Linked DNA regions of Homo sapiens: all the other regions are linked to region 3. Evidence: chromatin contacts called from ENCODE Hi-C or POLR2A ChIA-PET data. All regions are on one chromosome and are shown on one strand. Each heading gives the region's core, a stretch centred on a gene start or an enhancer-like site at or near the end of the contact. The rest is flanking DNA. Distances are from core to core; before and after follow the strand shown. Region 1 overlaps RORA (RAR related orphan receptor A). Region 2 overlaps RORA (RAR related orphan receptor A). Region 3 holds the start of BNIP2 (BCL2 interacting protein 2).

Region 1 (3,523 bases), core at 855-3,354, 820 kb after region 3:
TTGAAGATAAGACCTGCTGACTTCAAAGACCCTCCTGACTTTGCCCTTGTTCTGTGCCTTTATACCAATGTCTAGGAATGAAAAAATATTGACCTAGATAGACATAGGAAATGATTGACGTGGTGCTTCTTCTTGGCATTTTTATGAAGACACATCTGCCACATAACATTGACCTGGGAAGGATTATTCTTATTCTTGAAAAACTAGAAAATGATATTCTTTTATGGTGACAACTAGGTATTTCTTTTGTTTTTCCTGCAAATTGCAGAACAAGCATTACTGAGGGCCTACCATGTGGCTATGCATAGTGTAGTTGTGAAGCCACATACTCTGGAGCTAGACCATTTGAGTCTGTATCTCAGCTCTGCTGCTTACTAGCTGTGTGATCTCGGGTATGTTATTTAACCTCTTTGTGCTTGGTTTCCTCATTTGTAAAATGAGGGAAATGGTACCTATTTCACAGGGCTGCCATGAGAATTAAAAGAGTTGAGCCCTTAGAATGGGGAGGATTACTTAGAATGTGCTACAGAATATTAGTTATTATTATACTTGAGCATAAGGAGTTTGAAGATATGAAAGACCTAGAGGCCAAAGAAGTTTTCTCTAGGAGCTTGTAATCTGGTGAACACGTATGAACACACTGGAAGGACAATTCAAGTCTAGATAATAAGGTATAAAGTTGAATTACAGAAGAAGAGAAAGAAAAAAGTAATTGAAGCTGTCAGAAAAGGAAGAGATTGGCTGGGTGTGGTGGCTCACGCCTGTAATCCCAGCACTTTGGGAGGCTGAGCTGGGCAGACCACTTGAGGTCAGGAGTTCAAGACCAGCCTGGCCAACATGGTGAAACCCTGTCTCTATTAAAAATACAAAAAAAAATTGGCGTGGTGTTGGCTGTCTGTGATCCCAGCTACTTGAGAGGCTGAGGCAGGTGGATCACCTGAGGTCAAGAGTTCGAGACCAGCCTGGCCAACATCATGAAACCCTGTCTCTACTGAAAATACAAAAATTAGCTGGGCGTGGTGGCGGGTGCTTGTAATCCCAGCTACTTGGGAGGCTGAAGCAGGAGAATCGCTTGAACCTGAAAGCTGGAGGTTGCAGTGAGCCGAGATCACACCACTGCACTCCAGCCTGGGCAATAGAGCGAGACTCCCTCTTAAAAAAAAAAAAAGAAAATTATATCTGGGGAAATGGAACAAGCAGTTTTGTGCTTGGTGTATTGGAGCACAGAGAAGCTCAGGCAGGAGGACCACATAGAAGGCTGCTAGAATCTAGATGCCAGGAACTAACAATTTGGAGCAGCTTGGTAATAATTGTTCTGGAAGGGAAGGATGATTAAAGAAGTATTTTTTAAAAGAATTGACAAAATCCCATGAATATAAAACCATATCAAAAAATGATCCCTCTCCCTAGGGTTTTGAGTATAGAATAGGCAAGTCATTTTAAAAGAACGGTGCTGAATGCAAACTTGGCAACACTAGGGAGAATATCTTTTTGTTTGGAAATTTGTTACTGCTTTTGTCAAACAGAAGCAGACTTGTTTGTGTGAAAACAGAGCAGGTTCACCTAAATGGAGCTGGAAACCAGAATCTCCTTAGAGACACTGAAACATAATAAACCTGAATGGCCCTACTTGGCAACACATAGACACTAAAACAGCATGAATAAATAACATAAAAAATAAAACACAAATAAAAGAACAAATGTAAAGGAAAGAATGAGAAACTGAGAGTGAGAGAGAGAAGCCAGTAAATTACATGTCTTAGAATCAATGACGCTGGAGAATAGGTGAGTAAAGACAAAAATAATGGGGAGTAAGAAACAAGAAAATACATAAATAAGGTAGTGAACTACCTCTTTTGGAAAGAACTCTCACTATATAAGGTCGTTTCTAGAATGTAAACCAATTTTTGCCGATAAAAAAATGATGAAGATGAAGAGTCTTCGCAGGGAAGTAGGGGGGGATGCTGTGGAGTGAAGGATGAGAAGAGGCTCATATCATTTCCTTCCAGGTTATGTTTCATTTCTAGTTAATAAGATACTTAGCATCTTGTGGTTTCACTTTGTCTTAAGAAACTGTGGCCACTTATCCCTACCTATTTAAAACAGCCAATAAAAAGTGAGACAACAAATCATGCAGTGTACCTGACATACCAGTAGAGGGCAGTGGTTGCATTCACACCATCTGCTCACCAACAGCCTTTCATTCCAATTCATAGTCGATTTGGCAAGTGTAAGATTTTAGACACTTTGCTATTTTTAAATCTCCATTTCAGCAAAGGCGAGTATGGTCAGGCTGAATAAAATTCGAGAATTTAAGCGTGGTCTCTCAGATAAAGTCTGGAATAGTGAAATACCTTGGGCTAGGAGTTAGGAGACCTGGCTTCTGTCTGAGCTCAGCAGATAATCTATAGTCTACCTCACTTTGTGACTGGGGCAAGTCATGTGCCCCAACCATGACTGCTTCAGCAATACAGCCAGCGCCTCGATACTTCAGATGGGAAGTCCTCGCTTCTGAGTTAGTCACAGATTTTCATAGTGGGAAGGAACTTTAGATAGCATCTGGTCCAAACTGTCCTTGTTTAACAAATAATAATGACATTAATAATTATGATAGCAGTTAACACATATAGCATTCACTATATGCCAGTCCCACATAATTTGTGTCTATCCTGAATATGTATGTTTTCTCACTTAATCCTTATAACAACCCCAAGAGAAAGGTACTAGTATTATCTCCATTTTACAGAGGAGGAAACTGAACCACAGTGAAGTGACTTCTTCAAGGTGTCACAGCTGGCAAGTAGCAGAGCTATGATTCAGACACAGACCTTTATATTCTAGGAGTAGAGAAACTACAGCTCGCAGATGTTACGTGGTGTATACTGGGTTGTATAACTTATATTAATGCCAGGACCACAACCCATATAAGCGGATTTCTTGTCTCATGCTTTGCCCAGTATATCAGCTGTTTCTCCTGCGCAAAGCTTTAGATATCAATTATAGTAACAAACCTAATTTGCACTTAAAACCTAGGTCGTTTATCTGGAATGTCTAATTCAGGTACTAATTGTACACCAAGGGCAAAATTTCCTAGCCAAGGATGAAGTCATATTTTTCACTAAAAGTAATAGGTTGTGCATACTACACTTGAAAGAGAGAATTGGACTTAGGATGTGTTGGTTTATAATTTATTTTCCTATTATACAATTGGTTTCACTTGTTTAAAATCTGATGACAAAGTTTAGCCTAAAATGAAGTCAAGAGTCTTAGTTAAAGAGATAGCAGGCTTTAAGCCCCAAAAGAAATACCAGGGAAATTTAAGTAGCTTTGGAGAAGCAGCAACAAGACTTGGGCCACTTTCATGATACTCTTAGCTCCCTGAAACACTTTGCATGTATAAATGGGATAAGAGAATTAGAGCCCAATTATATACTTTCCAGATAAATGCTAGTTTAGTTTTGGGTTTGGGAATTCTCCTAGTGATGATCTCATTTAATTTATCTTGGTAAATACCACAACACCT
Region 2 (3,275 bases), core at 457-2,956, 890 kb after region 3:
CATAGAACGGTAGAGATGGAAAAGATCTTGGTGACTACCAAGTCCAACCCTTTAACTTTAAAAACAGGGAAAGTGAACAACTGAGGTTTAACCTGACAATTATTGCATCGCAGATCTGGGACAATAACCCATATCTTCATCTTCCCCCACCCTATGTAGGGGGGTTTCCACTACTCAACATTGTTTTGCTACACTGCGGACAGGGTGACTCATGTACAAAGTGAGGGTGTTGGGCTTCAGAGGTTTCTCAACCAGAATTATCTGAGTTATCTTTAAAAATGTAGCAATACTTGAGCTCTACACCTTGGGACCAGTAAAATCAGAAATCTGTAAGAGCACAGCCTGGGCTTATATATCTTTTAAAAACTCTTTAGATAGATTAATACGCAGACCAGGTTGGGAGCAGATGACCTGTGAGGTCTATTGCAAAATGTTCACCATCAGTTGGGAAAATTTTTTGATTCAGTTCCCTGATGTTGACCCATGAGGCCATAAGCATTTCTAAACCATTATACTGTTTTTACATTGGCCTAGCTGTTGTTATTATCTGCATTTATCTAGTTCATTGATATGTTTACTTAAGTATTACCTACCTCTCCCACCAGAATGTACACTCACAGAGACCAGAGACTGACATGATCACTGCTGTCCCCTCGGCCGCCAGCATCACATCTGCCACAATAATGAGATAGATACTACACCAGCATTTTCAAAAGAAAAAGGGGGCTGGTGTCGCAGTGTGGAAGCAGGCAGGTAGTCCTTCTCCACACCAGCCAGAGGAAGTCTACTTTCATCTATCCCACCAGACTAGAATCTAAGCTGCACGAAGGCAGCATTTGGTCTCCCCTGTTTGGATGTCACCTCCAGAGCCTGGACACTGGCAGATACACACCAGATGCTCAGTGCCTGAGAAAGGCCATGTGCTAAACAGGAAGCACTGATCAGCTTCCAGGGCACTGAAACCTTTACTTTGTCGCTGAATAAAGCAACCTTGAAAAGACATCACTGTTTCCACTGAGTTGGCCTTGACTTCTGCAGTAAGACTCTTAGCCTGCTCCTGCTAAGTGGTCACAGTATTGGCAAGACCCAGCCCAGGCACACAGTGAAGGCTAAAATACATTGTGTCTATGTCACATGCAGAGGCTGGGGCTTCTGGACAAGGCTTTATGACGAAAAGGAGTACAGTATTTGAAAAGTCTCACAGCAGCCTCCAGCACCAAAACAGCCTCAGGGTTCTCTCCTGTTTGGGCCACTTGGGGTAAGAGATTTGAGGGAACAGTCTGCCCACTTGCTTCTGCATGCTGGTTGATAGCAAGGCCAAAGTTAACAGAAAAATATTTCAAGTGTGTTAATAACAATGCCAGAAATTGCTCACATCTGGCACCTCTTCCATGCTGAAGGGAGTGAACTAAAGAGAAGTGAATGGTTACCTTAATATAATTTACCTTTCTGAGATTCCCTTTCCTCGTGAGTAAGAGGAAAGGGTTAGCCCCGAGCAGTGGTTCCCAAACCTGTCTTATCCTCACAAGAGGATCTTTTACAAAAGAAGATTCCTTGGCCTCCCCTCCTAGGCTTTTGGAAGCAGGATCTGTGCAGGTGTTGCTGGAGAAAGGCATTTATTTTTTAAATGCTTCCCAGATGACTGTGAAGATCAATGACATTTGGGAACCACTAGAGGACTGGAGGACTCTGCGGTCCACCTGGCTCTGACAGGCTAGAACAGAGAGCTTCACAAAGTGAGGCCTAAGGACCAGTTGCATCAGAAACATCTGAGATGCTGTGTAAATACATGCCTTCGTGGGCCTCACCCCAGACTGACAGAATCAAACTCTGTGTGAGACCCAGGGATCCGCCTTCTTAAGACTCTCTGGAGTATGGGTTCTACTCTACAGTTTCAGAACCACTGTTTCAGGCAGGATTTTAGAGCTAACTTATGGCTTATGTGGAAGCAAATCATGTTCATCCATAAGTATAGGGTTTGACTTTATCCAGTTACATTAACATTTCATTGCATTGTTTGGCATGTCACAGAAATCTCCTTTGTTTTAAATGGCATGTAGCTTATAGCAAATGCAAATGTGTAAGTCCAACAGCCATAAAGCAGCCTTCTCTGACTAAGTGTGGCTGCCAACTTCTCAGTGCATTTTTTAAATGCTGATTCATGGCTTAAGACACTTGATTGGGAGGAAGGTGTCTCAGCTCCTATTATAAAAGCACAAAGGTGGTACCTGAATTACCTAGCACACAATAGGCACTTAAGTATTTGCTGAAACAAATTTATTTACTTATTTTCACCCACTGTTCTACAGAAGATTTGAAGTGAGATGAACAAATAAAAAGAAGGAGAAAAAAAACCTTTCCAACAACCGAAAAATGAAAATAACATTCTGTGAAAAAGAGAATACTTCTCATGTGGTGAAAAAAAATCACACTTCTGGGTGGCGCAGTTTGTAAAACGGTTGGCTTCAATAACTGATCTGAAACTTAACCACAAGTCTTCACTTCTGAACCACTGCCTTATTTCTATGATAGAAAGGTTTAAACAGCAGTTTTTCCTTGCTTTTTATTTTTTTTCTTCTTTTTCATGAAACGCTGCAATTTCATCTTTCTAATAGGAACACGTAAGCACTATTATCCTTTACAAGCCTGGTGATTATTTGTCATTATTATTACCCTGGTTATTCTAGCTCAGATCAGCTTTGACTTCTTCAGCAATGCAAAATTCATATAAACGTGCATTCTTATACCTCTGTGTAGCACCAGGAACAAATAACATTTAAGCAAATAGGAAGATCTATATTCATTCCTCAGATTCCGACACAGAAATCAGATTGTTTTACCATTGTTTCACACTTGTTATAACACCAAAATCCAAATCCACAATCCACTTGTATTATCTATTTATCCTAAAAAATATGCAAATGAATGCTTGTCGCTACCTCATGCAGAGTTTCTGACATATCCTCTATCTTATTTTTTAGGCAAACTGTATATACTTAAGTGAACCAAATGATCTAACCATAAATCTTCAGAAACCAAGGGGTTAATAGTTTTTTTCATCCATGTTTAAAATTGTTTTATTACCCCCCAAAAGCTACTGTAGTTTACTTTTTTACTAAATGTTTATCATTTTTGAAAAAGAAAAGCTCTAGATTTAAAAAGGGGAAACGCTGAATTTAGCTCATCAAATGACGACCTCTTTTTAAAAGATATTCAAGGGTTGGGAATTAGAATGGAGTTTGAAACTTAAAAAAATACGAGGATTACTAAAAATG
Region 3 (3,251 bases), core at 1-2,500:
GTTTGCAGAAGTGGATCTGTCATACTTCCGGTCTAAGCCCAGCAGTATTAGGCTGCACTAGAGAATATGAAGACTAGGAATAGAGTTTAGAGAAAATGTAAACCAAAAAGAACTAAGAATATGTGCAAAATGATCAAGAAACTAGTCTGCAGGGGTAACTTAATTGGGTAAGGTCAGTTGTAACTTTGAGGAAACATCCATTTACAAATTACAGAATTTGTTTCTACAATTGCAGAGATTCCTATAAAATGTTAGAAAAACTACATTTAATTGAAAATACGAAATCAGGTATTAGGTGAAATAGAGATCCTAATCAAGAGAAGGTGAGAATGAAAAAAGCAACACTAAAATGCAATCACATAGTTTATTCAATTAAATAAATAGGAGGCACCGTAACTATCTTGATGCAACACCGGAAAAGCTGTTTCGTCAAAGAGCTCACAAGACACAGACAAGTAACTCTCCAGCGGCATGAAATGCATCCAGAAATCCAAACCATTTTGCCAGGTATTTAAACAGAAAGGGTTGTGTCTAGATTCACGCGGGGACTCGGCTTTTGACGTACACACTCTGTATTTGGTTTAGCGTACTAGGGAAGATCTATTAAAGCCCTGATTACTTATGCTGCTTCCGTGTCTATTCCCCGCGGTTACGAGGCATACCAGAAGTCCAAGTTTCTTTGTTCTGTACCAGGACGGACGCTGGTCATAAATACTGAACCATCGTAGCCCAGCCACTTCACCCACACCAGGGTAAAAGGGTGGGGGAGCGGAGGAGGGGCAAGGTTCCATCCCGAGCACAACTACCAGAAACGGAAAAGCGACGGGGTGGGGGGCCAAACTGCCAAATACAAACAGGACCCAAGCCAAGGGCGGGGACCTAAGCAGGGCGGGGATCCAGGAAGCACCTCCCGAGCAGGTTCTATGGCTCCCCCTACCAAGGGTAACTCTCTGGGTTTCCTCTCCCCGGACGTCGTGGGCACGCGCCCGACAGACTTTCGCCCCTAGGCCGGTTCCCAGTCCAGCTCCGGAGCCACCGTGCCGAGTTCTCCCAGGCCGCACTCACCCCGGAGGAAGCCTTGGCCCCCTCGTCCTCTTCGCCCCTCCAGGCCGGCGACGTGGGGCTGACGGCCAGGTCGCAAAAAGCAGGGCCGAGCGGAGCCCGCTCCCCTCGGTCGGCGGTGGAGACCCCGGCCCAATCCCCCGGCCGCAGCGGTACGGCGTCGGCGGCAGCAGCTGACCCGGACACAGTGAGAAGCCCCGGCGGAAGTGATAACATCCCGACCTCCTCCGGGCGCGGCAGCCGGCGGTGGAGGCGGCGGGGGCGTGGCGGCGGCGGAGGCGTGGCGTCTTCTTGAAACCCACACAGCATCCCCCCAACCCCCTCAGACGTCACGGGCTAGCGCTCGCGCCTGCACTCGCGGGGTCGGCCTTCCTTGCCTGTGGGCGGACCCGTCGCGTCGACTCCTTATTGGTGGCGTTACTACGCCTCAAGGCGTTTCTTCCCTCTTTGCTGTTCGCAGGGACGCTGCCTGGTAGTTTCAGTTACTTTTGTTTTCTTTCTGCCTGCCTTTATTGATCATTACAGTAGGTGAAATTATCGATATCAATAATAATATTGTAATACAATAGGTGCAATTATCAATATCAATATTATTACAACAGGTGCAATTATCAGTATCATTACAATAGGTGCAATTATCAGCGATCAATAATGTGAATTATAAAATGGATGAAATAAGGGGAGGAGGTCGGGCGCGGTGGTTTACGCTTGTAATCCCAGCACTTTGGGAGGGCGAGGCGGGTGGATTACCGGAGGTCAAGAGCTCGAGACCAGCCTGGCCAACATGGTGACACCTCGTCTCTACTAAACAAACAAAAATTAGCTGGGCGTGGTGGCGCGCGTCTGTAATCCCAACTACTCAGGAGGCGAGGGCGGAGGCGGAGGCGGAGTTGGAGTTTGCAGTGAGCCGAGATCGTGCCATTGCACTCCAGCTTGGGCAACAGAGCAAAAACTCCGTCTCAAATAAAAGGAAAAAGGAAAAAAAAAAAAAAAGAAAAAGAAAAAAAAGAAATAAGGCGAGGAAAAATATCCGAGGCATCATTTTGGGGAGTTAGGCCTCAGAAGCGACCTTAGAGTTTGGTAATATTTGAGTGTGAAAAGCTTTACAGCAGTGCTTCTCTTCACTGGGGGAACGGTCGGTTTATTTTTTTCAATTTTCAATTAGTTTTTGACAAGTTAATAAAACAGAAAAATGAAAAGACATACAAAGTCCAAGTCAAAACTTTTTATCGTTAGAGTTAACAGCCATAAAATTACCTGCAAAATTGACATAGAGTTTTCTACTCTCTCTCTGTGAACCATTTGCAAACAGTTCTCAGAAGAGCCCAGGTCTATAGACCATGGTTAGAGTACTCAAGGTAAACTACTCAAATTAGACCATACTCAGCTGTAGAGTTTCAACCAAATGAGATTTGTTTGGAGAACATCATAGTCTCTCTCAGTTGGGCGTGCTGGCTCATGACTGTAATCCCAGCACTTTGAGAGGCCGAGTCGGTAGATCGCCAGACCTCAGGGCAACATGGCGAGACCCCATCTCTTAAAAAAAAAAAAAAAAAAAGAGACAGAGAAAGAAAGAAAGAAAAAGAAGCAAAGAGAAAGAAAGGAAGAAAGAAAGAAAAGAAGAAAATTAGGTGGGCTTGGTGGCATGCACCTGTGGTCCCAGCCACTTGGGAGGCTGAGGTGGGAGACTCTCTGGAGCCTGGCAGGCGGCGGTTGTAGTGAGCCAAGATCGCGCCACTCCACTCCAGCCTGGGTGACAGCGAAACCCTGTCTTAAAAAAAAAAAAAAGTCCCTTTCCAAAGTTTCATCTGATAAATCCATAGAAAGGCTCAGCATCAAGTATTTGGGTGATTCCATTGGGGTACGATCAGGCCTGAGGGGAACAGAAAAGCTCAAAATTTTAAATCATTGACTAAAAATGCAGCATTCTGCCTGGATTTCACATTGCTTTGGCAACATTTACCCACCATTGGTAGATTAAAGTCCGTCTCTTTGATAAAATGGGAAGAAAATAGTACCTACCTTATAGGGTTTTTGTGAGATGAATTCATATATATGTATTAGGACCTTGGTTGTCATATTGTAATCACATTTAAGTATTAGGTATTCTTTTTATCCTAGTCTAGCAATTTCACTAAATAGCTAGTAGAGAAAACAAAACTGATCAACAGAGCTTTAGCTAAACAACT

What was found. A loop is a pair of places that touch in the nucleus more often than their neighbours do. ChIA-PET counts read pairs that join two places held with the same protein, here RNA polymerase II (POLR2A). Pooled maps may share reads with other maps.
Region 1: a pooled map shows a loop between it and region 3 (4-fold over the local background). The contact joins the enhancer-like site here to the promoter of BNIP2 in region 3. A Hi-C loop is called at or near these places in 3 of 50 pooled maps. POLR2A ChIA-PET finds 5 or more read pairs at or near these places in 2 of 52 experiments (CD8-positive, alpha-beta memory T cell and PC-9).
Region 2: a map of naive thymus-derived CD4-positive, alpha-beta T cell shows a loop between it and region 3 (5-fold over the local background). The contact joins the enhancer-like site here to the promoter of BNIP2 in region 3. A Hi-C loop is called at or near these places in 4 of 168 maps with a recorded cell type or tissue (B cell, CD8-positive, alpha-beta T cell and naive thymus-derived CD4-positive, alpha-beta T cell), 4 of 37 single-sample maps with no recorded cell type and 15 of 50 pooled maps. POLR2A ChIA-PET finds 5 or more read pairs at or near these places in 2 of 52 experiments (B cell and activated naive CD4-positive, alpha-beta T cell).

The regions. Positions count from the first base shown.
Region 1 is chr15:60,505,832-60,509,354 of GRCh38, forward strand. The region is part of intron 5 of RORA (RAR related orphan receptor A); the gene reads right to left. The region is part of intron 2 of RORA-AS1 (RORA antisense RNA 1); the gene reads left to right. Among named protein-coding and RNA genes, the nearest start is that of RORA-AS1, 28 kb to the left of the region's middle. RefSeq lists an enhancer at 2,342-2,451. Within about 2 kb of position 2,105, at least 3 of the 41 ENCODE cell types and tissues checked have a DNase peak (open chromatin) inside an H3K27ac peak, as active enhancers do.
Region 2 is chr15:60,582,390-60,585,664 of GRCh38, forward strand. The region is part of intron 2 of RORA (RAR related orphan receptor A); the gene reads right to left. All of the region lies in intron 3 of RORA-AS1 (RORA antisense RNA 1), which reads left to right. Among named protein-coding and RNA genes, the nearest start is that of RORA-AS2, 98 kb to the right of the region's middle. RefSeq lists an enhancer at 2,650-2,699. Within about 2 kb of position 1,707, at least 5 of the 41 ENCODE cell types and tissues checked have a DNase peak (open chromatin) inside an H3K27ac peak, as active enhancers do; they include CD8-positive, alpha-beta T cell, where a contact is called at or near this core.
Region 3 is chr15:59,688,070-59,691,320 of GRCh38, forward strand. BNIP2 (BCL2 interacting protein 2) reads right to left here and starts at 1,251. Exons shown (of 10, transcript NM_004330.4): 1 at 1,066-1,251. RefSeq lists an enhancer at 957-1,605 and a silencer at 1,019-1,528.